Linked DNA regions of Homo sapiens: region 2 is linked to region 1. A link is an interaction called in ENCODE POLR2A ChIA-PET data of the cell type or tissue named here. Cell type or tissue: A673. All regions are shown on one strand. Links, peaks and the distances in the headings refer to the core of each region. The heading gives the core; the rest is flanking DNA. Region 1 holds the start of LOC124902614 (a long non-coding RNA gene). Region 2 overlaps KCNQ1 (potassium voltage-gated channel subfamily Q member 1).

Region 1 (16,381 bases), core at 6,548-11,547:
AGGCCTAGGCTTGTGTCCCCAGTCCTGGCGGGCTCCACTGAAGCCCCATCACCCCCAGCTCTGCCAGTGCCTGCAGGGAGAAAGGGCGAGGTTTGGGAACAACTGGCTCCTGCTCCCCATCACACCACCTGGGTACCCCTAAAGCTCCTGGGAACACAGGTGCATTCTCCAGAGCCCAGAAGGCACCGTGGTCTGGAGGGAATATCATTCTACACACACCATGGGAACTCTGCCACATCCTCCAAGCCCCATCCCCACCTCGCCGAGTCCTGCCACCGTCCAGGCTGACCTGGGCCCCCAGGAAGCCCTTGCTGACTCCGGGGCCCTATTTTTTCCTGACTAGGGGCGAGTCCTTGGGAGGATGCTCCAGACAGTCCCAGGGTCTTCTGGCAAAGCCATGGCAGGTCCTCCAGCAAAGCCAGGGCGGTTCCTGGGTGCCCGTGGGGGGGGGGGCCCGGCTGGGTTTTCTGGGCTACCCTGAGCCCCTTGCTCACTCTGCCCCTCACCATTGACTCCCGTGGCCTTCCGGCTGATGGGCACTCCCATCCTGCCACCTTCCCTTCATGTCACCTCCTGCTCTGAGAGAGTGGCCAGGGCCAGCTCCTCTGGGTGGCGAAGTGGAGCTGAGGGGTTGCCCTGTGGTGGCCAGGGCACTGTCTAGCCCACCTCCCTGGCTGGCCGGTCTGGCCTTTGCAGGTAGCGCTGTAGGGTCTGCTGGGGCTGGGGGCTTCTGGACTCTGAGTGGGGAAATGCTCAGGGAACGTCCAAGGGTGGGTGGCCACTCAGCTTCCCCATTCCGGGACTGTGAGGTGAAGGGCTGGGAGCATGCAGTGGCTTCTCCCCTCTAGCTCGCAGTCTTCAGGAGACAACCCCGCCCTGCAAACGCCTCCTTCCTGGACCCAGCCCCTCTGTTCCCCAGTGAGTGTCATCTAGGGGTTTGACCGGGAGAATGAGCATCTGCTGGGCCTCTTGCCACTAAGCCTTGGGGTCTGGCCCTATACCCTGGGGACCCAGGAGGCACTAGGCTGGCTCCTGAGAGGCAGGGTGGCTGCCAGAGCCACGGTCCCCAGAGAGCAGAACTTTATGAGAGGGCACTGAGCCAAGGCCCCCAGCTCCTGGAGTCTCCAGGGGGCTTAATTAATAGACATTGGGCAGGCCCATGAAGGGCTGCCTGCGCCCGAGGATGGCACATTCCAGGGCAGGCTCCCCGCTGCCTCAGTGGCCCCCTTGGGATGACAGTTAATACTGGTGAGGGCTGGGAGGCTGTGCTGGTGGCCCCAGTGCTGCCGGCTGGCGACAGGGCCGGAGCCAGGGCTAAACCCCTGTCCTGCTGCCCTCAAAGCCAGCTCTGTCACTGTGAGGACAGAGGCGACAGCTCACAGACCAGGTGGGCTTCGCATTGTCAGAAGGCGGGTGTGGCTGAAGCTGGGCACCCTGTGGCCTCCCCCTGCCTGACCCCTGGAAAAGCGGAGTGGAGGGTGGATGGGCCCCAACACCCTCAGCACGTCCTGGGCCGGTGTGAGTCTGGGTGAATGTGCCCACCGCGCCCCGCTCCGCAGCTGGCGAAATCGCCTCCAGCCACAGAGAATACAAAGCTCCCCCAACACCCTACTGGAGGCAAAGACCCCAGACCCTGCTCTGGCTTTTTCTGTGCTTGGGCCTGCCCGGGGCTCCAGCCTTCTGAGGTCTGTGCTGCCAAGAAGAGCAAGGGAGGAGGCAGTGTTAACCCAGGGGCTGCGGGGACACCATCCCTGTCACTGCTGGTCTTCCCTGGCGCAGGCAGTGGGCGTGGCCCTGAGAGGCAAGGACACCCCCGCAACAAGCTCTCCCCTCCCTCACTTCCTGCCCTTCAGCATGCAGTGGGGGCATCTCCCCAGGCTCCAGTGGCCCGACGGAGGACTTGTGTTATGAACTGAACTGTGCCCTCCTAAATTCACATGTTGAAGCCCTAATCCCCAATGTGACTGTGTTTGGAGACGAGGCCTTTAGGAGGTGATAAATATTAAAGGAGACTGTGAAGGCAGGGCCTTGGTCCCATAGGACTCACGTCTTTGCAAGAGAAGGCGGCAGCACCAGGGATGTGTAAGCACAGAGGAAGGGCCCAGCCTATGAGCCAGGAAGAGGGCCCTCACCAGGAGCCGACCCTTCCACAACCTTGCTCTCGGACTTCCAGCCTCCAGAACTGTGAGGAATAAATTTCTCTCACCTAAGTCCCCTGGTCTGAAGCCTTTGCTGCTGAGCCAGCTGATACGACTGGCCAGCAGGAAGCTGGAGAGCTAGAGGGGACTGCAAGGGCAGGTGAGTGCCCGCCCCTACAGGCACAGGGCAGGGTCCGGCACCCCGAGTGGGTCAGAAGCCAGTCCACCTACAGACAGCTCCACGTGACAGCCATGGAGCCCAGTATCCTGTTGGAACTGGGGAGCCTCTAGGGGGCTGGTCTGTGCAAAGAGTGGACCCACTCCAAACCTGACTGCACTCTACCCTTCCACCATCTCTAGTCTGTCTGGGCCACCAGCACCCCAGGAGCCACTGCCTGGCCCTGCCCCAGCCCTGCACCCACCTCCATTGCTTCTGTCACCAGCTCTGGCACCTCCCATTACCAGTGTCCCCACCCTGGGCACACCTGGTCTCCTGCCTCCCCATGCCTTCTGGAACATTCTCTAGAATGGGCTCTGAGACCCTGTCCTCATGAGTGCCTGCCAGCCACACCTTCTCCTCCTGCCCCAGCGCCATCCTGTTCTCTGCTCTTACCATAGCTGAATTCTCCCATAACTTGGGGAATGGTGACGGCAGATGGTCACTGAGTGGACAGCACCTGCTCTTCTCCGTGCTCAATGGGGATCTCCTGAACCCCCGCAAGCATGTCCCCATTTTAGGGTTGAAGAAACTGAGTCACAGAGAGGCTATGTGTGGTGCCCAGATTTACACAATGATAAGCTGGGCGTTGGACCTTGGCATCAAAACCCTTTCCACTTCAAGCTTGGAACCTTCACGGCCACAGCTGCTCTGGCCCCCGGTTCTGTAAACGCCACCTCAATCCTGTGCGGGACCCAGGCCCCTTCCCCCACTCCCTGGGCCCTACACAGCCTCAGAGCAGGCAAAGTGGGGAGGGCTGCAGCTGGGAGTACCCAGGTTTGGGCCGAGGTGAGGCAAGTGGGGTGGGGAAGAAAGAGGCTACAAAGCTGGCAGGGGCTGGGAGTGGTTCCAAGGACAGCCCAGGGGTCTGGGCTCAGCTGCCTGCACTGAGGCGCTGGAAACCTCCTCTATAGCCTCTGCCCAGTAGGAAGCAGGAACGGCTGTCAGCCCCCTCTTTGCAGGGTTACCCTGCTGGGGGAGGCCTCTGTCCCTCCCACACCCTCAGGCCACTGGGATGGAGCAGGAAGTGGCTTTATTCCCTTCTTGAAGGTGGCGGGAAAGGATCCCAGATCTGTGACCTCCTGGCCTTTTGGGTGGGGCTGTGGGCTCTGGAGACAGGGCAGGGTCAGAGCCCTGGGAACTGTGGACGTCTGCATCTGCTCACAGCCCCCAGGTCCCAGCAGCCTTATCGGAGCCCTTGGCTGGGAGCCTGGAGACCTGAGGGTGGCTGAGCCGGCACCATGCTTCTACCCCACCCTTAGGCAGCTACCCAGGCCTCTCCGGACCTCAGTTCTGCATCTTCAAAATGGGGTCGCCCAGGTAGACATGAGGACTGACGGGCAGGCGTGGGACACTTGGAGCTCAGGAGGGCAGGCACCGAAAACACACACCCTCTGTGCTGTGACTGGAACCCCCCATGCAGCCTGCCGACTCATTTCCACTCTGTACAACTCTACTGAGAAGCTCCTCTAAATGTTCCCGATTCCAACCCAGAAATTCTGCTCCTGGCAAATCAAACACAAGGGAAAAATGCAGAGGAGGGTATTTGCTGTAACAGGATGGAGAACGGTGACTACCTGCAGACAGCACAGATGCTGCTCCCTGGACACCGAGTGCACGAGCCCCTTGGAACTTCCCTTTGGCTGTCTTGGATACAACATATACACACCACACTCACACACACAAACACCACACACACGATACATGCAGACACAACACACACCACACTCACACGTAGAAGACACACCACATACAACAAAACACACACACTGCCCTCACATACAAACACACCACACCACACATGCCAACACACACTGTGTCCAGGCATGCAAGCATGCTACACACCACACCACACACACACACACACACACACACACTCGAACTTACAGCTACAGAAGTTAAACATCACATTCCACTTCAGTCCATTCCAAAGAGCGCTGGTTGTCACCACAACAGTGACCTCCTGGCCCACCATGGATGGACAGCCACATGGAATCTGAGCACCACCGCCCCCGTGGTCCGGCCCCTGCCTGCCTCTGAGAGTTTCTCTCCTGCGCTGCTCTCTCACTCACTTTGATGCAGACACACTGGCTCCCTTTCTGTTCCAGGCACGTGCCTGTCCCAGGTCCTTTGCTTTGCCCCTCGCCAGCTGGTGTCCTCTTCCTAGTTACCCAAGGGAGCTGCTTTGTCCTCCTTTGAAGGTGCCTGTTTAGATTTCACCTGCCAGGTAAGTGCCGCCTGACCACCTGCATTCTTGTCTAATGTCCCCTTCCTCGTGGGTACCCTTCACGCGGGTACCCTCTGCTCTCCTTCCTCTTCTTCCTCTCCTTCCCCCGTCCTGTTCCTGCTCCTCCAGCCCCTTCCCCTGTCCCAAATTAGGCAAATGTACATGCATAGATCAACCCAGCCCTGAGCCACAGAGGCGAGAGTTCAAACAACGCGACCAATTTATAAACAATTTTCTCTGCTACGATTAAGTTACATTTTCCCCAATAGCTGCTTCATTTTCTTGTCAAAAATACACAGTTTTCACATTTGTCTCGCTGCAAGGGTAATTAATTTCCAGACCATAAGTAAGAACTTAATTTGATACCTGCAAGGATTATAAACTATTTCAAGCTGTTGTTTACACGAAATCAAGAAAATTCGTTCTGTTTGCAATTATGTTAATGAGGAAATAGAGTGGGTATTTTTTTTTTTTTTCAGGGAACTCGGCATAATTTTGCCATCACCAATGAATTAGTTTAAAAACGTCTGCTGCTGCTGCCGCAAACCCCTCTACAGCTGTTTTTGAGGTGACCCCAGTAAGGAGGCCCCCCAGACGGCTGAGGATCCCAAGGAAGGCTTTTGTGGGAACGGCTCAGATGACCATGGGCAGGTGAGTTCTGAGGACTGGGCACAACCCCAGGTGGTTGGCAACTAGCTAGGTCTGCAGGTGGGGCTGAGGAGTCTTCTTCAAGCCCTCCTGATGCCAAGCCGAAAGGTGACCAGGAGGGGAAGGGTGGTTGGGAACCCAGGGCGTGGACGGTCCAGCCCCTTCCTCTTGGACAGCCATTCCTGGGCCCTGGGCTGCCATGTGGGTTTGCACCATGCAGGCTTGCTTGGGCCTGGGCCACAAGTGGGGGCACTGAGGGTGGGAAAAGGGGCTGCTCTCAGGGTTGAGGAGAGACACCCCTAACTCAAGACTCAGTATTGTCCCAAGGCCGCTGTGGATGGCTGTGCAATTGGGTCCCCTGTGAGGGTGAGAGGGCTGAACTTGGCCTGGAAAGGGGCTGCATCTGCCCACCGCGGTGCCCTGGGTTGGCCATGACCCTGAGCAGCCTGGGCTGCCTGGGCCAACCTGGAGGCTGGCACAGTACGCAGGGCAGGTGCCCAAAGGGAAGAGGTATCCCCTGTGCCTGGGGGAACCGGCTGGCTTCACAGGATGGGACACTCAAGCTGGGTGCCGAAGGCCATGTGGTCAGGGTGAGGCAGGCTCCCAGGGGAGGGAGTGCAGGCACAAGCAGGGGGCTGTAAAAAGGTCCCGCACACCTGAGAAGGGGCAGAATGGAGGAAGTACGGGGCCCGGGGGAGGAGGAGGGGCCAGACTACACTGTAAAGGGCCCTGCTGCACAGAGAAGGCAAAGAACCTTCAAGACATACAAGAAGGCGGTCAGATGCTAGTGGGGAAAGGGCCCTCGAGCTCCGGAGCAAGGGTGGTGGGTACGCAGGGGCAGGTGGCCAGGAGGTGCAGGGCTGGTACAGCCACGGGAGTCTGCGGGGTTTTGGAAGGTCTGCTAGGAAGAGGCCAGCCCAGCCCGACCTTGATGACACAGCAGCTGGAGCTGGCATCGCTGAGAGCCCAAGGAAAGGTTGTCTTCAGCCTCCTGGCCCCGTCAGGCACACCTCTGGCTGCCCAGTGGGGGACGCACAGCATGAGGACTCATTCGCGATGTGACCGCTTGGTCTGCAGGCAGGTTGGGGCCCGTTCCTGGCTGGCTGTCTCTGGGGAGCTGGGAGCTGGGGGCTGGGGCCAGCGCTGCCCGGCCTCTCCGTGGCCCAGCCCCCAGCACTGTCCTCCTCTTCACAGGGCCTCCCCCCCGCCACCCCCCCAGGTCTGCCCGGAGCGGCCGGCATCGAGGCTCTGGGCCGAGTCCTCGTAAATCCTGGGGTGCTGGAGACAGCCCAGGTGAGGCCGTGAACAATGCCCCGTTGTGGCCCCGTGGGGACGGTTTGCCGCCACTTGCCACCAGCCCATACGTTGTAAAATCTCTCCCCACGGATCTAATTTCGCCTCTCTGGCCCTTGGGGGGTTAGGCCCGGGACAGGCACAGTCTCACTCCACACAGAAACCATTTACGGTCGGGATAAAGGCGGCCTTTATTGGCACCGAATGGCGAACGTTTCCCTGCCCCATCGTTTTCTCACCGCCACATCTGTCAGGTGGCGCAGGAGGGACGGCGCAGCAGTGGGGGCTTGTGTGGGGACAAGGACAGGCCGAGAGCCGCTGCCGCCGGGAAGAATGGCTCCCAGTCTCTGTCTTCCTGGGAAACCCACGAGGTCTTCCTGGGTCTGTCCACCGCCTGCACCTCAGTGGGCCCATTATCTTCAGGCCCAGCTCTGACGCAGGGAGACACGGCCCCGAGGGGCTGAGTGGGCAGGAACCTGGACACAGGCCCCTTCGGGGCACGTTTTCCTTCCCCATGGAGAGGGTGTGTCGGGGTGTGAGAGTGAGGAAATGAGGACTACTTCTCAGGCCCCATGATAGGCCTGGGTCGGCAGTGGGAGGCCTCGCCTGGTCTCGGGGTATAAAGGCTGAAGGTGGAAGGGTGCTGGGAAGATCCGGGAGAGGAAAGCGATGGGTGCTTCCTGCCACCCTGCCATCAATGCCCAGGGTCCTCCATGCTCCTCAGTTTGGGAGGAGCCGTGAGAACTGACGTGGCCGCCTTGGCCTTAGCCAGGCGGTGATCTCAAACAGAGCTTCATCAGCACTGTGGCTGCCATGGGGCAGCGTCACCTGGCAGGGGGCCAGGGGCCGTGCTGGCTTCTGGTGGGACATGGAATGATTTCAGGTGGTGTCCGAATAGTCCCTGTGTATTTTGGTATTTACATTTATGTTTTCATGCATGCCGGGAGGAAGTGCATTGCGCCATAAGCCAATGGTTTCACACGTGTCGGTTCTAGGCTGCTGCAGTAGAAGTACTTAACGGGCACCAAGCACGGTGGGTTCAAGAAAACGTCATCTAAGAAATGTCGGTGGCTCTCAGATGTGGAAAAACACAAAGGGTGTCCCTGTGTGAGTGGGGCAGGGGGCCAAAGGCCGGTCTCACCTGGGGAGGGGCCTCCATCTCCAAGCCCTGTGCAAGGGGTTGGCCACACTTACCCCCTGTTCCCCCGGCCCCCGCCCCATGGGACCCCTGCTTGTGGAGGCACTCAGGGGATGAGAGCTGGAGAGACTCCAGGGCAAGGAACCCGTGGGGTTCCTCATGGACCCGGGGAAAGGCAGGGTCCCGCCAAGTTTGTGGAGCAGAAAAATATTGTTTCTTGCAAAATGGCAGGGAAGAGTTGGCGGGATCTGTAGCTGGGGGCTGGGTGTCACCATGGCAACGGAAAGCCAGAAGCTGGCAGAATTAGGGGCGGGCTTCTGATTTCTAGGGATGCTGGCCAAACCCCAGGTGAGCCCCAGTGGGTGTGGGGTAGGGTGGTTTAGATCAGGGGCCTGCTCAAGCCAGGCTGGGTTGGGGGAAGCTCCGTGGGGCCCACTCTGGGCCCAAGCATGACTGTGTCTTTAGCAATTGCTCTGTGACTGGGTGTCAGTTTGGAGGAGGAGGAGCCCCTCGGCTCACAGCTCAGGCTCTTTTTGCTCCAGAACTTCACCTTTAGGGAAAGAGAGAAACGAAGTGGGATACACAAGACAGGTCACCTGAGACCCTGGGGCCCTGTCCGTGGCCTCCCCAGACATGGGTGCAGTGCCCCAACTGCAGGTCTGGCAGCAGCAGGGACTGCTCTGAGCTCCAGCCCGAGGCGAAGGCCTCCAGTTCATAGCCACCACTCCTACCTCATCCCTACAGCACCCGAGAGGTCGGGGGTAGGGGAGGCGAGATGCGGAGACTGACGCAGCGGAAGGTCAAGTGATGCCCTGGCTTCTTGGCTGCTGTGGGGTGGAGCTGAGTGGGACGTGGGAGGAGGTGGCGAGTTAGATGGGAAGACCCCTTGGACCCCCGCCAACCACAGGCAGAGGACCCTCTGAGTCATCAAACTCAGGTCTTGACTGTGCTGCCTGCTTGCCTTCCTCCCCGCACAGCTTCTGGGGGTGTGATGAGCTATACCCACTCTAGGCTGGGCCTGGTCTCTGTACATTGGTCCCCACTGGTGGCATCTTGCTTTCAAGAGACAAGGTAATCTGTGGACCTCCCGTCTTTCCCTCCGCTAGGGAGAGCAAACTTGGGAAGAACAGGTATGTGGTTCTGGGTGGTGGCTTCAGAGCTGAAGCTGAAAGTGGGAGATGGGGGCCAGAGGGGTCCTCCAGGCTCAGGCTCTCTTGCTGGGTCCAGTCCAGCCCAGCAGAACTTGTGCCTCCTCCAGGACACCCTCACCTGGGAAGGCGGTGTACTCCCTGACGCCCCTCCATGCGGCATCTGCTCCCCGCTAATCTGTGAACACACATGCATCACATCTTTGTGTCTTTAAGGTCCAGCATCTTTGGGGGCCCGGCTGGGCTCAGGGCTGAGTCACATGAGCCTGCTTCTCCCCTGTGCCGCCCCTGACCACGGCCTCCCCAAGGCTTCCCTCACTGCCTTCCCATCTCTCTCACTCCCCCATCTTCTTCCTCTTTTCTTTTCCACTTGATCTCTAAGCACTGGGGTTTTGGTTGCCTGCCAAGTCCAAATACAGCTCCAGACCCTCCTGACCCTCCTACCTCAGCACCCCTCCGAGCAAAGCATCCCCACGTGGGGGCTCACAGCAGAAGCTCGGGGTCCTTCTCCAACCTTTCTCCCCTCAGTCTGCTTGTTCTCATCGGTGGGGCTGGCAGACTGGGGGCTGGCCCCAAGGCCTCCACCCTAGTCCAAAGTGCTGATGCTCTCCCTCATCCCACAGCAGCCCCTCACCACTCCTGGAACTGCATCCTCACCTGCCTGTAACCCTCCTCCCACGAAGCCGGAGCCACCCCTGGATCCTTGGCCCGGCCGGGCCATCCCTCGCTCACCAGCTCTGCCTCACCTGCTCTCATGGCCTCAGGAGGATGTGCCCTCGTGCCCTAGGGCCTTTGCAAGGCTGCACACACTGGACACTCTTCCACCCTGTGTCACCCTCCTCCTCCTCACTCACTCCTGGTTGGCTCTGGGCTCCTGACTCCACTGACTGGGAAAACCGAGTACTTTCTCCTTCACACAGACAGATATGTAATTACGGGTCACTATGTGCGTCCCCCTGCCCAGCCATGGGGCTGTACATTCTAAGGAGCAGGGGCCAGCCCACCCTACTCACACTGCAGCCCCAGGCAGTGGCACAAGGTGAATGAATAAATGCCCACAGTGCTTCAGAAGGATTCCTTTGCTTTTTTCCTTTCTGCTCCTTGTGACTTCTGGTCCCTCCATCCCTCCAGAAGGGCCTCAGTTAAAAAAAAAATACTTCTTACTTTTATTTTTAGAGATAGGATCTCACTGTGTTGCCCAGGCTAGAGTGCAGTGGTGTGATCATGGCTCACTGCAGCCTTGAACTCCTGGGCTCAAGCGATTCTTCTAACTCAGCCTGCTGAGCAGCCGGGACCACAGGCACACACCATCACGCTTGGCTAATTTTTTATTTTTATTTTCATAGAGACAGGGTCTCGCTATGTTGCCCAGGGTGGTCGTGAACTCCTGGCCTCAAGCCATCCCCCCGTCTTGGCCTCCTAAAGAGCTGGGATTACAGGTGTGAGCCACTGTGCCCAGCCTCAGTTTTGAGGATATTCCTGGGTTCTGGAGAAAGCTCGGAGCCCTCACATGACCCTGCTAGTGCAATTTCCACCCGTTATTGGATATGGTCCCTCTCAGTAAGAGGGGCTATCACAGAGCCTTAGAACAAGAGCCCTTGTGTTTGTCGGGTGCACCCAGGCGGGCCCTGCCTGATGCCCATGAGGCTGAACCCATTTGTAGCCCAGCGAGGATGGGTGGCCAGGTAGCATGAGTCACCCAGGCATCAGCATCTCCTCAGCAGCTCCTGCCCTGACGGGGTGTTCACCCTGCTGGACAAGCATCCCTTTGCGGGCAGCAGACAGGCAGCCACCTTGCCGCCCACACAGATGGCTCTTGTGTGCCTGACCTGCGGCTCCCGGGGGGCGGGGAAGAGAGGGGGTGCTGTGCACTTTGACACCTATGTGGGGGACTGGGGGCAGGGAGGGGGCGAGGGGCAGGGGGCTGCGTGCTGGCCCCGCTGTCAGGCTCACCTTACTCGGCTAATCCTGAACGTGCAAGAACAATGCTGCCAAAGCCATGAGCTGGATCTCAGCCCTCCGGGGCCCCAAGCCCCCATCTCCTCTAATTGAGGCCTCACAGGGTGGTCTGCGCCCCCAGGCTCCCCCTTGTCCGTGGCTCTGGCCAGTGCCTCCTGCTGTTGCCAAGGTGGTCCAGGCACTGCCTCAGCCCGCACCCCACAACCGCTGTGCCCTCCGCCCAGAACGCTCTTCCTCTAGATATCCATAGGATGCGCTCCCTCACCCGCACAGACCTTTTCCTGGCAGCCCGCACACCCTGCAACCTCTTCTTGAAAGGCCTGGGTCTGACCTGAGGGAGAGAGTTTCTCTTGGGCAGAGGGAGGGGTCACGGCCCCGTCCCTCCTATCCACCTGGCGCTTTCCACCTTCCTGAGAGCAGAGGCCACTGTAAAAGGGACCGTGTGCTGGGGGTTTTCTGGGTGCTGGACTTGTGGGCACACACCCCATCCACTCCTGCCTGGTCCACACACTGGCTGCTGTTTCACAGACAAAGATCTGGCGGCCAGAGGGGCTCCAGGTTTGAGAAGGGCCCTCAAAGGAGCAGCCCCTTCCTATTGCTGCAGCGTCTTCCACACGTGGAGAGGGGTTCAGGCCCACGCTGCTCTGGGCCTGCAGGGCCACCCCCTGGAGGCCGCGGGAGTGCGGGAGGGGACGCCGGGCCTGCAGGGGTGGCGGAGGGACCCGGGAAGGCATGAATGGAAGCGCCGGACCAGGGCGGGAAGCAGCGGACGCGGAACGGGGTGGGGAGGGCTCAGGTTGCCAACCCAAACAGCCCAGCGCGCCTCGGCCCCGTGTTTAATCCACAAAAATTTCCATCTGCCTCTGGAGCACTCGGAACCCGGGCAACGAAAGGCTGTTCGCGCGGCAAAGTAAACACCGGCTCCGTGCAGGGACGGCCGTGCGCCGCGTCAGCCATTTTGTGGACGCCACCGTCCAAAGTGAGGCGGAAGCCCCCACCTGCGGGCTCGGAGCCAGGGCAGGAAGCCGGTCCCACCGCCCGGAGCGGCGCGGCGAGGACCTGGGCATCCACCTGCCGCCAGCGCCACCTCTGACCTGGGGCCAGAACCCGAGCCCGGGAGGCCCGGGCCCCCCACCCCCACCCGCAGCTGCCGCCAAGCCCCCGCACAACCTCGGGGTCCACACCTGACGGGGAGGGCCCGGGACGTGCTGGGCCTGTGCCGCCGGTTCGCCCCGTCCTTCCTTCCCCGCCCGCGGTTTCCCAGCCCAGCCGGCACGGCCAGGTCCCCTCCCCGGGAGGGAGGGGAGGCTCGGGTCGGGACATCTATTTTTGATGGTGACCAAGCCACTGCTTAATATGCAGAACCGGCTGGGGGCAGGCTGTGCCCTGACCCACGGGGTGACAAGTTTGAAAAGGGGCCCATTTTGACCAAAATACATGTTTTTCTGAGGTTGGCCAGGGCAGCCAGGCAGGGTTTGCCGCACAGACAAGGCTCCGCACCGCCCTCACGCCCTGGCCCCTGCAGGCGGCCAGCCCAGCCGGACTCCCGCAATTGATGCTGTCGATTATAGATCCGCACACGGTGCCCAGTGAGGGCTCGGCCGCTGCGGGCTCCGGCCACCGTCCTGCTCGGGCACCTGACACGCCCCTGCCGCCTGCTGTCCTATCCCAGCCTCTCTCTGAAGCAGTTGCACTCACAGAAGTTGACACACACTTGAGCTGAATTTTTAAAAAGACTTAAATTTCCTCTCTGGCCAATATTGGAGGCCTATAAATAGAGTCATTCAGGAGAGGCTTGAGGGTGGCAACTGTCCCCCACAGGCAGGCTAAGAGAGAAACACCCCAAGAAAGAGAGACGCTAGTGTGGGGAAAAGAACAGTTCTTGGGGGATTGCTGAGGGTAAGAGAAGCAGGAAGCCGCTGGATAGCTGGGGAAAGCAAGACCTGGATTCAGGAGGCCTGGCCAGGGCCACGTAGTAGGGTTGAGGCGGAACTTGAACTTGCAGAGAGACCCCTGATGCCATCCTCATGCTCACACCCTCTGAGCTCTGCCATCAGCCAAGCAGGCCTCCTGGGCCAGGAGCTTGTGACACTGCCCACGCCACAGGGCCTTTGCACGCGAGCGATCGGCATAATGGTGCCTGTCCCCTCCACTGGGGGCCAGGAGGCTGAGGCGCTGAGAGCCCACGTGACTCGCCGAGTCTCACAGCCATCGCGTGTAGGGGGCAGAGCTTGCACCCCAGCCACTGGCTCCAAAGGCGTGAGAGGAGGTCAGGCTTTTGCCCTGTGTGGGATGGGAAGGGGGGATGGGAAAGGGGTCTGTGTGTGGCCCTGTGTGCACAGCTGGATGCTGGGTGTGGATGGGCCACACCTGGATGAGGACCCTGAGTGATGAGCCCCTCCTATGGGGTTCAGGGTCCCATGGGTAACCAAGAGTGACAAAGTGAGACTGCACCTGCAGGATGGGGCTTGGCCCGGCTGTCTCAGTAGGTGCTGGGCCAGGCTAGGGCACTGCTGCCAGGGCTGTCCAGAGCAGTAGAACCAGAGGCAATGCCAGCTCCTGGTGTCACCGAGTGGGGACAGTGTAGACAACCCCAGCAGAGGAGGACGGGAGCCACATCAGACAGGCTTCTCCTCTGAGCTGGGCACTCTCCACGGTCCCATCACCCAGTGGCAGTTAGTGGGGGCTGTCTCTGTGGCAGGTTGAGGGTCATTTGGGCTCATGGTATGGCAGAGGGTCATTGGGATATGATCTGGGGGTCATGACCTGGTGGTCAAAGGGATATGATCCCCTCCAAGTCCCAGGGCAGGGCTGGAATCTGCAGCTGACAAGTGCCCTTTGCCAGCCTCTGGCAACCTCATGGCAACCTATCCGAGGATGGGTGGCACAGAGAGGAGCCTCTGAGTGGGGAGGACCTCACAGGATGTTAGGATTGGGGGTGGTCCTCCCAGGGGAGACCAGAGGACCAAGGTGGGACCTTGTTTCTGAGGTTCCCTTTCCCATCACACTCACCTCCACGTGACATCACTTTACTGGGGGGAAAAAGAAACACCTCGAAATGAGCACACCAACTACCTGGCGCATCTCAATCTTGGACAAAGCGAGAACTCATGGTGGATCTCAGAGCCAAGCCCACGGTGGTCCCAGTGCCCAGGAGCTGGGCCTGGGAAGGGGGAGGCCGACGGCCCCAGCATCCCGGAGCGCAGCTGTCCCCTGGCCTCCCTTCCCAGCTGCGTCCTGGGTGCTGTGGCTGCACAGAGATGCGATCACGTTCCTTGGCAACTTTGGTTTCTTACTGAGCAACACATCAATAATATCCCTCCCGAGCAATGACTGCCGGCAAAAGCTCGTCTGTGGCGGGCACTGGGGCTGCGGCGTCGAGGTGTCTCAGTATATACCACGCTTCTCTATGGACAAACAGATGGCTTTGAGCTTGTCACATGACAAAGCTTGCATGCAAAGCCCGACCCTGGTGCTTTTCTTTCCTAGGAGTGATGACGGGTTTCTAGTTTTCACAGGCAGTGCTAGAGTCCCTTCCAGGAGTTGTTACTTTCATTAATTCCCACCTCCTAGTAAGACAGAAGAGCGTCTGCTCTTCCGCACCCATGCCAGCACAGGGTATCATCATTTCCTTACATTTTGACTTTAGGGGTGTGCATTCCCCTGGCCACTGGTGGGTCCACTGTCTTTCCAAAGAAGGTGCTGGGCAGAGCTGGGCTGCGGTTCAGAGGTGCCTGCTGAGCCTGGTTCCAGGGGTGGCCTTTGGGGGTAGCCTGAAGTTGGGGGAGGGTACGGGGCCTCGGTCCCTGGCCAGGCAAGCCATGATGGCTGTGAGAATGCCAGGTCTGAAGACCTCCCACCTCAGGCTCCCTGGGAGCAGACTCAACCTGGCCCCAGGGGCCTCCTGCAAGCCTCCCCGGAGCTTGCTGGGCACAGGGACTCCCTGGCAGACACACCCACCCCTGTGCAGGAACAGGGTGGCGGTGCTCAGCGTCAAACGCTGCTTTCATTATAGGTTTATCTTTGGAACCCCAGACAAAACAGGGCTTGTGTGGTTTGACTGAAGGGCAGCCCCTCCGGACTCCGCCATCCACTAAGACGGCTCCTCAGGAAAGAAAAAATACACTAACCTTAAAATAACCAGTTCCCAGAATAGCAAACTAATGACGGCTTCTAAAGGGAGCCCTTTGATCAGTCAGAGCCCCCGCCTTTGCCTATTTACGGCCCTGTCACTCAAGAGCAGCCCAGCAGCAGAGAGAGGAGTGTTGGGTTGGGTGTGGGGGGCGGGGGGTGGTGCAGAGGGGAGGGGGAGCTGCCGAGGAGAGGCAGGTCTGGGGCTGCCAGGGCAGTCCAGGCTGCCTAACTTTCTGATGCAACCAGCCCTTCAGTGGCAAGGTGCTCCCTGGCCTCTGGGACAGCCTGGAAGTGTGTCCTGCCTGCACCGACACACACTTCTCACAGTCTGCTGAGCAGCACCTTCCAGTTGCGAAGCTACGCCAGGGAACAGACCTGGCTGCAGAGAACCGGAAAAGAACCAGAATCCCAAGCGGACATTCCTTAGGGACCTCGGGGAGGCGTGGGTCATGAGCTCTGGGGACTCGAGGCAGGGGAACTTGGGGAGGATGCTGTGGAGAAGGAGCCCAGGAGGGGTCTGCAGGGATGCATCTCTGTTGGGGGCATGGGGTGGAGAGGGGCGCTGGGGCCATGAGATGGCAACTACTGGAGTGTGCTCTCCCGTATGGTCCCTGCCATCCACATTCACCACATTCTATGGGCACTCACTGAGCATTTCCTTGGGGCTGGCCTGGGTAAACGTTGGGGGAGCCACACTCACCTCCCCACACGCGCGCACGGCCATGCCCGTCCAAAGCAGCGCTGTCCCATAGCTGAATCTGTGTGGCACAGCACTTAAAAAAGTGGTGACTGAGATCCAGGAATGGAATTTTCATTTTAATAAATTAAAATTAAAATTTAAAGATAGATCCTTCATTCGGTTATTAGAAAACCCTTCAGTATGTTTGAAATGACTTAGGCATGGGAATCTCCTTTTTCAATGGTAAATTTTATGAAATCTAAATACAGACCAAGTCGTTCTCATGAAAACTCGGTGTCTAAATTGAAATGTGTAAAATATGCAGTGGCTTTTGAAGACCCAGTATGAAAAAGAAGAATGTCAACAATTTTAAGAGTTTTAAAAATATTAATTATATATTGAAATGATATTTTGGATCTATTGGGTTAAATAAAATATATTATTGTAATCAATTTTACTTATTTCTTTTAAATTAAAAAAGTGGCTATTAGAAAATTTAAAATGATATCTGTGGCTAGCATGGATGAGCTGACCAGGAAGTAAGGGAGGTTAGAGGCTGAAAACTCAGTGAAAGTGGAACCCCAGAGGTAATAGGGGCCCTGAAGGTATTTGATGAGTGAGATGAACTTGAGCTTTGGTTTCACCAGGAATAGATGATTATGTGTCAAAGCCCAGGCCTGCCCCAGGAAGTCTCATAGCAGAGACTTACACAAAGCTGGGACCCTCAAAGGGCTCTGCTTTCATTGTGAGGGCCAATGAAAAATCTCCTACTCCCTGAGAAGATTGTAAAGAAAACTGCA
Region 2 (13,385 bases), core at 1,443-6,442, 73 kb after region 1:
CGTCAGGAATCCGTGCCTGCCCCACCCTGCCCTGGCTCTCCCCTGGAGCTGAAACGGGTCCAGCACTGCTTCAAGACGTGAGCTTGTTTAGGAGTCATTGTCTGATGCTTCTCAGACCCTGTGCTTCTCTATTGGGCCCACAGGCTTTTCTTAAACGGACAGGGACCCTGGTGGCACACCAAGTTCCAATCCAGTGGCTCCTGATAGCCACACCAGACCCTGCCCTCGGCACCCTGTCCAGGTTACTGGATCAGTCATCTCTACCCTGTGACAGAGACCACCGTGTTCCCATTTCACAGTTGAGAACGCTGAGGCCTGGTACCTTCCAGTGCCTTGTTCCAGCTCCATACGATGGCCAGAAGCTTCAGCCCAGTGACTCCACCCTCTGTGGGTGAACTGGCCCCTTCCCCCAACTCTGAGCCCTGGTTCTGTTGCCTGTGTCTCCTTGGGCAGGTCCCCACGTCCTCCTCTGTGAGCCCAGGACAATCACAGTGTCGCCTCCTGGGGAGCGAAGTGAGAGGGAAGGGCAAGGCTTGGGTGCAGCTGCAATGGCACCCAAGGGGAGAAGCTGTGTTTCCGCGGGAAGGGGTTCCTAGTGGGGTCCTTCCTAGGTGACAAGGCCCCTTCTGCCCTCAGTGCAGCCACGGCCTTGCAGGACAGCCTGCTCGCTGCCACCCACCACTTCTCTCTCTTTGCCCTCCCACCCTCCTTCCTCCAAGGGCAGTGTTAGCTTGCCAGGGAGGGTTCGAGGCCTAGGGCTGGCGGGACAGGGACCCTGGCTGCCAGCTCCATTCCACTGTGCAGAAACCCAATCCGGGCGGGAGGACGCTGTCACTCCTGAGGATTTAGGGCCGTCACCTGGTGGAGCGGGAGGGCTCTCCTCCCTGACAGAATAAGTGGTTACATGCCGAAAGGTGACACCGCAAAGGGGTCCTGAGCCGGGAGGAGGACTGTATATCATCTGAGCCTGGATCTGTGCGTGTTTTTCTTTCTGTCTTTCCTTCCTGGTCTCCTTGTCGCGGCCCCCTGGCGATCTTACCAGAACGTCCTGGTCCAGATGTGATTCTCTATCAAAAGCCTGGGCCCCCAGGCACCACCGGAGGGGCTGTGTGCAGAGGTGGTGGGGGCTGCATAGATGGAGTACAGGGCTCTGTGTCAGACACAGAGAGCCATGTTCTGATTTCTGCTCCCCCGGTGAAAAGAGTAAATGCCTCCACGCCCACGGCAGATACAAAGGCTGAGATGCCCCATCCCTGCGGCACATCCCCCAACGTGTGACTTCCTCGTCCCGAGGTCCCCCTGGAATCCGTGACTTGCTTTGACCACCATGTCATGAGCAAATGGGACACAGAGAGGCTGGAGTACATGTGCACCGAGTGGCTGGGAACCCTGCGGCCACCAGCGGTTAGTGAGGCCCCACTAGCTAGTAGAGGAGAGGCTGTCTGCCAAGGGTCTTCTCCGGGAGCAAGGCCATCCTAGACCACTCAGCTCGGACCAGTCCACCTGCCCAGCCAACCGCTAGGTGTGAGGGATTCGAGGCTGTTGCTACTTCGAGCTGCTGAGTTTGAGGCTGGCATCCCCTCTTTGGACTTCAGGGTCCTCTCTAAATGCCACTGCCTCCAGGCCCACTGCTACAGTAAGGACAGAACAGCGGACCAGGTGTGGGGCTGCCTGTGTAGGGCTTCCACGTGCCACAGCTGCCAAGTACCACCTGGTCTCACCTAACAGCTCCTCTCTCCCTGCCCATTCAGCAAGAAGGGTATTGTCACATCCCACTTTACAGATGGGGACACCAAGGCTCTGAGACGGAGGGGCTTGCTAGGAGTCTTGAGGGTTGCAGTGTCCCGGGGGAGGCTGCGGAGCCTCCTCGTCCCTCACTTGCCCCAACGGTAAATGGGACAGGGCCGTGGGCACCTTGTCCAGGGCGGCAGGGAGTGGGGTAAGCAGCTGTGGCAGGTGTGTGGAGCACCACGGACAAGCAGCACCACACCCCTCTCAGGCCACCACGGAGGAAGGCGGAGCCAAGAGGAAGGCAGAGCCACAGAGGAAGGCGGAGCCTGTTTTCAGGATCCGTCTGGGATCCCCCCTGTCCTCTCCGCTCAGACCACCCTGGCACGGGAATGGAGGCCAGGAGGCTTTTGGGCCGCAGCTGGCCCACAAGGGTGTGAGGTGAGCCTGCCCCGAGGCACCCCAGGTGGCAGCTGCAGTGCCCAAAGACCTTCATCTGCCAGTTGGTCCTGGGAGTGACACATGCCCCCACCCCCACTCCGCTAAGGCAGCACTTGCCATAGCTCCCACTCAGAAGGGTGGCTCAGATACTGCCTCACAGGGCCCTGGTGTCAGTTGGCTGAGCCTGGTGGGGTAGAGGGAAGGAGGGAGGAAGGGTCTTGGTCACAGGGCACAGCTATCTAGGGGCAGCTTAGCCACCTCACTAAGTTCCAAGAGGCTGCCATAGCCTATTTACTAAACAGGTCATGACTCCCAACCACGTGAGAAGGGAAGCACTCTCGGTCCGCCACTGCCGACCCTGGCTACGGCATCGCTCTCATCAGCTCCCCTAGGACCTCCATGTGGCCAAACCCCACTGCCAGTTCTATTCTCAGCTTCAGTGGGACCCACCAGCCGTGGCTGACATGCTGGCCTCTCCTTCCTTAGAAAAAGCTCCTCCTGGGGGTGACCAAGCCTCCACCTTCCCGATCTCCTTTGTGAGGTCCTCCTTGATCCCTGACCTCTGAATGCTGCAGTCTCTGGGCTCAGTTCCAGGCTGCAGCCCCCATGGTCCAGCACTCAGCTCCCAGGATGGGCTGGCCTTGCCTCGTTCTGTACAAATGTCACTGCCACAGAGAGGCATGCACCCGAGGCCCGCCCTGGCCTCCCATAGTCCTTTCCTATCTTCACCCAGCCTACCTCTCTCCACCTGTCAACACCTGGTAAGATGACACATCACCTGGGACCCCCAAAAGGCAGGAGCATGCTGGCTTTGTGGCTCCCCAGCCCTGACTCACCAAGCTCAGGACCTCAGGATCCAAGCTTGATCCCAGGGGCACAGGGCTTCCCATACCCTGTGCCTGCCAGGACCATAGTAGGCTGTCTGTGTGGGCCCTGCGACCCCATGGAGGTGAGGCGGCCACCAAATGGAGGACAGGAAAGCTCGGCATGTGCCTCCCAGGGGCAGGGGGTGTGCGTAGGGACAGGCTCCTTGGGCTTGGGGTGAGGGTATCCCCAGGCAGTGGAGTTGGGTCTCACTGGAAGTCCCAATGAGAAGTCCACGGTGGGGTCTCCCTGCACTGGCAAAGGGGACAAGGCCTCTTAAAGGGGCCAAGGGACAGATGGATGGATGGACAGACAGCTCCAGGTGAACCTCCTCGGAGGCTCGGTCAGCCTCCAGCCAGGGCTGCTGCAGGCCAGGCAGGCCGAGGGGACCATCACCACCGCTGCTGTCGGAAGAGACAAACGGCCGGAGGCCTGCCTGGCGTGATCTGCAGCATCAGAAGTGGCCCAGAGTGAGTGGGTCCTCCTGAAACACCCAGGCTCTGCTGCCCCCACCAACTCTACGCGAGGCCTCCCACCCCTGCAGGCGGAGTAAAGCCTCCCAAAGGCTGCTGACCGCCGGAATGTAAATCCCTAGAAATATTTCTTGATACAATTTGCTGATTCCACTCACACCTTGGGGGTGAAACACATCCCTGGACCTGCCCCTCTTGCGAGCTGGAGACAGCAATTTGCTGATCTGCCAGCCCTCTGAGGCAGGGAGGCTGAGCTAGGACTGGGAACAGCGGCCTCGCTACAAAGCGCCCAGCGGGAGTCGGCTTATTAGCTGCCTCTGAACAAAGGCTGCAGAGGCCCGGGGGTCCCTCACGAGCAGACCCCTGCGGGTAGCTTTTCAACCCCCGAAGTGCTGCCTTTTAACTCGACCTCCACGGTAGGACAAACAGGGGGAAGAAATTAGTCGTGGATGCTGCTGGATGTTTCGTAACTTGTCGAGTTGTCTCCCTGGAGTTGGTCTGGCCCCAGCAACATGTCCCCCCGGCGTCCAGAATGGAAAACATGAGACAGGCCCCCACCAATCCCCTCCCCACCTTTTAGAAACTCTTTACAAGCTTTAAGAAACAAATACCCTTTCTTGCATCTGGGGCCTGGCTGCTGCAGGTGTCCAGGGACCGTCCATGGCTCTGGCCTGGAAAGCTGTGCCTGCCCGAGTCCCTGGAAATCTGAGAGCCCCTGGGATGAGGAAACCCTGGGAACAACCTCATCTCCCTCAGGTAGCCAAGTCCCCAGTGGCCTCGAGGTCCAGGCCAGGCCCCAACTCCCAGCAAGGCCGTTCCCCAACTCAACACCATATAATGAAGAAAACGAGGACCATTTGCCCCAAATGATCCAAGGGCACGACTTCCCATTGGCTGAGAGGGACACACTATGAACCCCACAGGTAGCATGGACTCCTAGGTTCTGGGAGCCGCCCTGCAAAAGGGGGAAGGGGCTGGTGGTGGCTAATGCTGTTTCCGTTTCAGTGGCCAAGGAGGCTCCCCTCTTCAGCCTTGACACCCAGGCTGACACCCCCAACATAGGACACTCAGAGAAGGACCCACAGGAGCTCAGAGTTCTGGACAGGTAGGGGTTAATGGCACACTGCTTGCTCTGGTCAGCCCTGGGTCCCTCTCCCCTTACAGAGAGAGGCCAGGTGAGCTTCGAGGGGGCTGCCTCTGCTTCGAGAGGCCTTCTTGAGGCCAGCAGCTTCCTCCTGGCCTTCAGCTGTCCCCAGGCAGGGCCAGCACATGCTCAGCACGAAGGAGGCCTGACTGTAGCCGGGCCCCGGAAGGCGGCTGAGCCAGGGAGTACGTGCCTGAGTGTACACATAGGATGGATGAGGAGAGCTGCCAGGACACTCAAGCCCCCATGAGCCCACCGATACTTTTTAAAGATAACAAATGGCAAGGGCACTTGGCTTCTCGATTCTTTACACATCCATCATGCCCACAGTCCATTTGGAAGACTGTGCTGTCTAACATACTAGAAGCGTCTCCTTGCAACCCTCCAGTGGGTTTGGGAACTGAACCCCACCTCTTTCAGCAGGAGCCCCTCCAGTGAGCTGGCATGGAGGGACACGGACAGTAAGGGACTTGTTTTGGGACATTTTGCAGTTTGCTACATTTGCATGTATGGTGAAGCGGCTCCACCTCCGCCCAGGCGTGCAAGGGGTCAGACCCTGGGGTCTTTTGAGTGGTTCGCTGACCTAGCTATACATCTGTGATGCAGGTTTGATCTGTGTCCATTTCCGTCTTTCTGTCACTGAAAATGATGGACTATTCGGACACCTCCAAGGGCCACAGCTACATCAGGGCTGTTTGTTTCTCTGAAACCAGCACGGTGTTTGGCTCCGAAGCTCTGCACCCAGGCCCATTCTCCAACCCAACACTGTGTGGTGAGAAACACAGGTGCCAATTTCCCCAAATGATCCGAGGGCAGGACTTCCTACACTGTCCTGCCCTGGTTTCCTTTGCTACTGCTGGGCCTTCCACCACCAGCAAGGCTCGCCAGCCAGCAGGCAGCATTTGGGTGATAACAAATGAGGGTTTTCAGCTGGAGAGGATTCTCTGACTTCTTATTTTGATCTGTGTTCTCTGAACTCTGGGATTTGTGTGCAGGGGGTGATAATGGTTTTTTTTTTTGTTTGTTTGTTTGTTTGTTTTTGAGTGCCTGGTCAACACGTCAATCACAGTCATCATGGCTCACTGCACTCTTGACCTCCCAGGCTCAGGCGATCCTCCCATCTCAGCCCCCAAACAGCTGGGACCACAGGCACGCACCACCTTGTATGGCTCTTTTTTTTTTTTTTTTGGTAGAGACAGAGTCTCGTTATACTGCCCAGGCTGGTCTCTAACGCCTGGCCTCCCAAAGTGCTGGGACTATAGGCACCAGCCTGTGATAATGGCTTTAGCCAGCACCACCTTCTGTGTGTTCTCCTAATCTTATGTACATAGCCATTGTTACCCCCAATGAGAGACAAGAAGCCTGAGACTTGGGAGGTCAGCTCTGCACCCGAGAGCACACGGCTGGAGATGGTGCTCTGCGGTTGGGGCTCCACTTGCCACAGGGCCTCCTGCCCCAGCACACACTCAGGGGCGGGAGGGGGGTCACAAGCGTAGATGAGTATCTGTGGTCTATGGTCCCTGGCAGACGCCAAGCCTTCACCCCAGGGTGGGGATTCAGTAACTCTTGGAATAGCCCAGGAATCTGCATTTGAATGGACTTCCTGACCTTAAGGTGCATGGCAGGGAGGGTGCAGACATGAAGGCCCTTACAGGCCCAGTAATGACCCGGGATGCCTGCCTAGCCAGCTCTCAGATCCCTGTAGTAAAATGGGCACCTGGATGCTGATGGGAGTGCCTGGCACAGCAGGGTCCAGGGCTTGGTCAACACCAGCGTGGACATTAACCTTTTAGTGTGGTCCTAACTGCAACTGCCCTTCCCCTGACAGATATAAGTGGCCCTAGCCCAGGTCATCTAGTACGGAGCCAGCTGGGGAGTCATGCGTCTACACAAAGCACGTAGACGACTTCTGGACAGTCCAGGCCATGCATGTGCTCCAAGGAGCCTCAGCTAGCTCAGATGCCCGAACTATCCTCCATGACATGTACGAGTCAGCCTTGCATCCACTGGAAGCCAATTCCTGGGGTTCATCATCCCTGTCCTCCCCTCTGCTCATCCACATCCTCAGAGCTGTGCCCCATGAGGCTACGGGGAGGGGCTGGTGCTGCGGGGATCAAGTTCCGGCTTCAGGAGGGGCCCTGAGGTGGAAACAGGCAGGTGAGGAGGGGGTCAGCCAGATGCAGGGAAGCCAGTCTGGGGCTAGGGATGGAGTGTGGTGAGGCACCCTAAGTGTGGGGGTCTACCTGGGGCTCAGGCCCCTGAAGCCCAGAGCAAGCACAAGGTGTGTGAGGGGGATGTGGGGAAGGACGGAGCAGAGGAAGGCAGCTGTCAGGGGAGGGCCTCTGGGCTGCAGTGGGGCTCTCAGCTCCCCCGAGGGCAGGGAGGGCCTCAAAGTGTTTAAGCCAGGACGGGGCACGCGGGTGTCAACCCGGCTCTTCCAGAAGAGGCAGCTCCACAGACATTGAACATGCCCTGAGACTACACCCATCAACAAAACAAAACAAGGTTCACTTCTGCGACAGACGCAGCTTTCGCAGCCTTCAGAAACCAAGGAAGCCATGCCAGGTGTGGTCTTTACTCCATGACCACGGCAGCCCCTAAAATGCTGGGCTAATACCCCGGGGGGCTCAAACCTGGAGGCCCTGGGGCGAGTGGGCCATCGGGGGAGAGGGGGTTCCTCTGGCCCAAGGTCTTGGACAGGCGTGTGCTCCCTGCTCTCCAGCCGCTGTGAGCTGCTTTCCTGTCTACCCGCTCTCTATCTCAGGCTCCCCAGTGCTGCCCTGCGGCACCTCCTGCCATCTGTCTTTCCGTTTCTGCTCTTCTGAAAGCTTGTGTTTAAAACAAAATTAAGAAGCCAGTTCATACGGGCCTGGGGAACTTTCCTGAATATGGGGATGGGAGGATTGGGACAGGAACGTTCCTGGGTGGGGCCGTGACCTCCCGGAGCTCCTCTCCCTCACCCATCCTAAGCCAGGCCCTGGTGGGGCAGAGGCACTTTCATTAAAAGGTTCTGGAAGAAAGCCAGGGAAAAGGGTGGAAAACTGGGAAACAGGAAGGGAAGAATTCCACCTGGGCTACCCAGAAGTCTCCCTGTGGCTTTGCTGTCTACCTTCTCAGTATGTAGATTTTGGGGAACATTGGCATACTGTGCGCAGAGGTGTGGGCTGCGATCACAGAAGCCTGGGAGGGCCTGGCTGTCGAGGCTCTCACTCTGGGGTAACCCTCAAGCTGACATCCAGCTTGTGATTCCTGCTCCCCAACAGCCTTTGAAATGGCCCAGGTGACCCGACCAAGCCGTGGGGTCTGAGGGACACCATGCCAGGCCCAGTCTGTGTCGCACTGCAGCCATCAGTGGAATTGCCTGCCCTGCCAGGAGTAGGAAGGAAGACTTGGGTTGTCTGCAAGAGCACCTGGGTCCCTGAGCAGAGCCCCGGCCACTTCATGGTGGACAAGCAGCACCAGAGGGCAGGACATCTGGGGGGCTGTTTGTCACTCAGCAGGACCATGGCTGTGCTGGCGAATACAGGGCCCACTGAACAGCTCCACAGGCACCACTGAGGTTCCTGTACTCACATAGGGGATATGCACAGAGCTCCTACTGCAGGCCTGGCCTTGGGCCAGAGTGATGTCTGCCAGTCACCCAGTATTCAGGATGCACTGGGTCCTGGCTCCTGCCTGCCCTCGGCTCCCTCCAAATGTGGGAAGAGATGGTTGCTTTGGATCCAGAACACCAGTGCTCCTGGCCTGTTCAATGCGGGCCACCCAGTTCCACCTCCTGAAGGAGAAGCACCGCGCTGCCCGTGCCTTTCACGGCTGCCTTCCGTAGTGGGGAATCTGGAGTCTCTGGGGCTTGGGGCCTACTGTAGCTGAGCGGCCCTCAAGATAAGATTTCTGGGAGGCAGGGAATGGAATTCCACCAGGCCCTGCAGAACTGAAGCTGCGTGTCCTAACACCGCTTGGCAAGCCAACCCACAAGAGCCTGGGTGGGAAGCACACGCCTGGGAAGCTGGAGCCTGGCCCTGGAGGCTGGGGACAAGGCTTTTCTGCTGAGAAAGGACACCCAGCCATTCCTCGAGAGCCTAGCTGAGGAGGCTTGGGGACTGTGTTCTGGCCAATGGGCCACCTTTTCCCACTGTGGCTTGGCCAGCTGACCACGCAGCTCCACTCCCCAAAGCTGTGCCCTAGAGGGTTCCTTGAGAGCCGCAGCACATCTGATGCAGAGGGTAGGTGTGGGCGCTTCAGCTTGGAGCTTTTTTCTGACTTCTTTCCCTAGTGAGAGGACCGCTTGAGCCTGGCCCGGAGAGGGTACATGTTGCTTTGGGGTTATTCACGACCCCTCCAAAAGTGAAAAATTGTTAAGTGATACAAACAGCCATTAATGAGGATCCGGCAACCAAAACGCTCAAGGGAGGCTAGGAATAGGGGCTCCGACCCCGGCGGTGGGGTCAGTGCTCTGCAGACAGCGCTTGCCCATTACTCTCAGTGCATGAGAGGTCAAAGGCAGGGCAGCCTCTCCCAGGGCCATTCCTCACCAAGAGGCCAGCCCAAAGGGTTTGGAGGTGACGTGGGGGACAGGTTTATGGTTTGCATCACCATGGTTCCCACTCTGGCCACCCCCTCTACCCACTCAATCACCCAAGCTCTGGCTGGTGTGGCCACCCTCAACCTCAGGAGGCTGGGAGGCATTTAGACCAGCGCAAGGCTGCGGGGATGTGGGATGCGGGGCTGCTCCAGCTGGTCAACCCTCACAGGCAGGGCCAGCTGGAATGTGGCCAGAGGGACAGGGTGTGATATGAGGGTGCCCCAGAGGGCTCCCCATACCCCCTTTGCTGGTTCCCCTTCCCCCAAGAGGTCCTTCTGTGTTTGACCACCTGGGGAGTCACAGGTTCCAAGGCTGGCAGGGGCTTGGAAGGATGGGTCCCAGGGGACCCCAGCAGGGGTGGTGGAAGAGGAAGGCTTGGGCACAGGCATCCCCAGGTACACTCCGGCTGGAAACGAAGTCTACCTGGCTGCTCTCTTCCCCCTGGGCCTTCACACATGCCCCTGCCTGAGCCAGGCTGCAGGGGGTCCTCCCTGGCCTCCCCCCATTCCCACACTGGCCAACAAAGGGTCTGGGTAATCTGCAAAGCCCCCTCCTGCCCCACTCCTGCCTGCTCTGTCCACCTTCCTGGCTCCTCCGGGGTAAGGGCCCTCCATGACACAGCCCGCAGGTCTTTACAGGTTCCCTTGAGCTCTCCAGAGAGCAGAGAGTCAGACAGAGGCTCAGCACCAAACCCCAGCTGGCCACTTTCTAGCTGTGTCTCTACTGAGGCTCCTTGGCTGTAAATGGAGCGGGTGGCATGGGGTGCCCATGCTGAGGTTCATGGGAGGATGGGTGAGGGGCATCTCATGTTTGGGTCAAGACACTTGCGGTCATCCTCGCCAAGTATCATCAGTGGCATTACCGCCGGACCCCACCCTGCTACTCCTCACCAGCACCAACCACCGGCAATCTGCCCAGCTGCACCCTGGAGCTCTGCTTGTGTGACACCTGGCCCTGGCTAGGCCCCTCCTGCAGGCTCCCCCCTGGCTTTGTGCCCCCATTAGAGTATCCAGGTAACACTGACGAGCTGGAGAGCATGTGTCCTGAGGGACCCAGAAGTCAGGTCCCCAGGACCTCCATTCTTTCTGAAAGGCACCTCTGTCTGCATCATTCCCTTGCTTGGGGAAGGGATGCCACCATTGGAAAGATGACGACGATGCTGCAGCCACCCTCAAGATGCTCTCCTACCCCTACCACCCCGGCCCCAAGGGCTTCGTGTCCCTTTCTGGGATGCTGGCTACAGCTGGTGCCTTCACCTCCCAGGCGTTTGCAGGTGCTATGTCCGCCACCTGGCATGCCGCTTCCTCCTTTGAGATTCCACCTCTGTGAAGCCTGGCCTCGCCCCCCACACCCCATATGTCCACCCAACACTCCCTGCAGCTGTGAGCTCCTCCATCTATCTAGAGCACCTATGGCGTCACAGCCCTGTGCCCAGCCCTGGGGATTCAGAAGTGCACAGGGGAAGCAGAGAGAAGACAGTTCTCACTGATGGCAGAGGGGCTGTCCAGCTGCCCTGACTCCACTGCCACCACACTTAGCCCTACCCCGGGAGCCCCAACCCAGGAGAGTACCAGAGCCTGTGGCCCAGCAGGCAGCTCGCCCATAGTGCCTGCTGCCTCTCACGGGCCTGGGAGGGGGCTGACCTTGCGGCTCAGGCCATGTGAGGTGAGTGGGCTGCCAGGGAGGTGAGGCCCAACCCCCCCATGAGATGCGGAATGCTGGAATGCTCCCATTTGACTTATCCTGTGGATGAGATGGAGACGCAGGACCTCTCCAGCCTGGGCACTGCGCCTGCCCAGGACTGTGCCCTTCAGGGAGCAGGCCCCAGCAACAGGAGAGGCTCGGAAAGAGTCCTGGCCCGCATCCTTGGCGCTCTATCTCTGTGGAGACTGCCTGTGTGGGGGAGGGCTGCAGGCCTGGGTGCCCCAAGGCGCCCCCCACACACCCCTGAGTGGCAGCCACCTGGAGCTCCCTGAGTTAGCAGGAACCGAGCAGGAAGCAGAGAACAAAGGCGCGGCAGTGAGCGGCGTGCTGGGCCATCGTGTCTGCAGGGCCAGGCTCCGAGCGCGCGTTTGCCCATCTGGAAGCAATATTGCAGTAATGTAAGACGGCCAGAATACGGTATATCCTCTGAATCCATGAACTCTACAGTGAGGAATATGGATTTAATGGATAATCTTACCAGCAGCCAAGAGAACCCAGATTCCTCCCCAGGCCTTCACCCGGCACTTGGCTTCTCCTGCAACCCAGCTCGGCCAGAGGCCCGCAGAGCCTGTGGCTGTGGCCTCCAGAACAGGGGCCGACCCATAATGTCAGCTCACTTTTTTCTCTTGCTGGGTGGGTCGAGGGAGAACAGAAACCTATCCACGGCCAACAAGGGTGCCTGTCCTCCAGACCCCCTTCCCACAGTGGGAAAAATTCAGCTGGAGAAAGTGAAGAAATAATGGGGATGGCGATTAATCAAAATCTACAATGGCTGTGACTTGTTCTGGAATCTGGGGGAGAAGAAACCATTTCTGTAGCTCTTCCCAACGTAATATAGCTGGAATAATAAAATAAAACAATAAAAACCACAGCGGAAAAGATGACTGGAGAGTTTTTATGGCGAGCAGCAGAGGAAGAGCCCAGAAGGCCTGAGAAGCGCAGTGAACAATGTGATTCAGGGAACGTTTCCAGGGAGCGGAGGAGGAGCGGGATGCAGGTCCGGCTGGCTCGGGACACCAAGCAAGTAGGGGCTCCAGGCTGCTCAGTCCACGGAAGCCACATCCCAGGCATGGTCCTGGCCCCTCTCCGGGATCTCATTTCAGAGGCTCATTAACCCTAATGTAAAATCCCCCAAATACCAAATGCTTCACAAAGTTGTTAATTTCATGGGGAGTCGTTAGCCTGCTGCCTTCTGGGTGCCCCATGCCAAGGGGTGGTTCCTCATACTTACCAGGTCTCTGGTTCCTCATACTTACCAGGACCCCTGCCCCACCCTGTTTACAACCCGGGTGTCTTCCAGGGAGCTGATCTTGCTCTGACAACTGCCTTGGAGGGAGGCGGGGGCTGCAGTCCTTCCATTTCCCATGCTGCCTCCTCCCTGTGTCCAGCCCCCAAACTCTCTAGGAGATGCCATGTGTGCTCCCAACCCAGAGGCTGTGAGGGAGTCCCGTGCAGAAAAAGTGCAGGAGCCAGGGGACTCTGGCTTTCCAGCCACTGGTGTGGTTGCGGATGGCAAGGAAGGCTGAGGCTGGAGTGTCCACAGGGCTCTCCTGTAGGCCTGAGCAGGGATGGGGGCCTTAGCCAGCCCCTTCTTCATGTTCCAAGGGGAATATGGAAGCCCCTAAGTCTCCTCAAACCACCTAAGAGAGAAGAGTGTCTAACATTTGGGCCGCCAGCATGCATTCAGCTGGGGCGGTGTCTGGCCTGGTGGCTTCGGGAATATGTGGGCGAGATCTCCACTCTATCCCTAAATACCTCACTATGATTACTGGGGGCTCTGCTCTGAGTCTCCCCACAGCTTTCCAGGGGATGGCTGGTGAGTCTAACATCCCCCAGGCCGGACTCCTGTTCCTGCCCCATTTGCACCCCAGCCCCAGCGAGGGTTGTGATGATCTCCTGAGGCCAGGCTGCCCAGCTAGAGTCTGCTTCCCCCAGGCAGGGGTCACCAGTGTCAGTCCATCCCACACGGTAACTCCCACATCTAGTAGAGGGCCGGGCACCCAGAAGGCACTCAATAAATGCAGGGGGTGTGGATGAATAGAGAGCCGGCAAGTGTTCATGGCTTAAATGAGATGCAAGCACAAAACCCCACTCAGGTTTCCAAAGGGCTAGAAAGCCGTTACCTCCTTGGATCCTGGCCTCTCCCTGGCTCTCTGGGAGGCAGGGAGCACAGAAACGATTTCTCCTTTTTACAGATGGGTAGAGATTCAGCAAGGCTGGGCATACCATTTGGCAGTGATCCAATTTGGTCCAAAAGGACTTGGCTGTGTGCTGCCCAAGGGGATGGACACAGGTGAGCAGGTGAGCAGCCCCAGCCACCTGCCACCTGCCATGCCTCAGGGCCAGCCTTTCCCGTGAGCCAACTCTGCCTCCCCTCAAAGGCACCCTCCTCAGAAGCAGTGCCAGGACCCTCCCTCCTAAGTCTGCTGAGTGGATTTGAGACCCTCGA

Evidence for each region. Peaks named below come from ENCODE experiments on the same cell type or tissue, not always from the same donor. Only the 100,000 strongest peaks of a DNase experiment are listed, where the experiment ranks them.
Region 2: POLR2A ChIA-PET joins it to region 1 with 5 read pairs; 2 of 35 experiments call an interaction of 5 or more read pairs at or near these places.

What each region holds. Positions count from the first base shown.
Region 1 is chr11:2,787,227-2,803,607 of GRCh38, reverse strand. The region is part of intron 15 of KCNQ1 (potassium voltage-gated channel subfamily Q member 1); the gene reads right to left. It overlaps LOC124902614 (a long non-coding RNA gene), which reads left to right and starts at 3,484. Exons shown (of 3, transcript XR_007062554.1): 1 at 3,484-4,582; 2 at 5,062-5,233; 3 at 9,433-9,513. RefSeq lists enhancers at 2,869-3,806, 6,308-6,809. In A673, for the core only: no CTCF peak of the experiment used is centred there; no DNase peak of the experiment used is centred there; H3K4me3 peaks cover 13 bases; H3K27me3 peaks cover 46 bases.
Region 2 is chr11:2,711,785-2,725,169 of GRCh38, reverse strand. The region is part of intron 11 of KCNQ1 (potassium voltage-gated channel subfamily Q member 1); the gene reads right to left. Among named protein-coding and RNA genes, the nearest start is that of KCNQ1OT1, 18 kb to the right of the region's middle. RefSeq lists enhancers at 1-263, 439-1,338, 1,339-2,239, 4,041-4,940, 5,842-6,741 and 1 more. In A673, for the core only: no CTCF peak of the experiment used is centred there; a DNase peak (open chromatin) is centred at 3,869.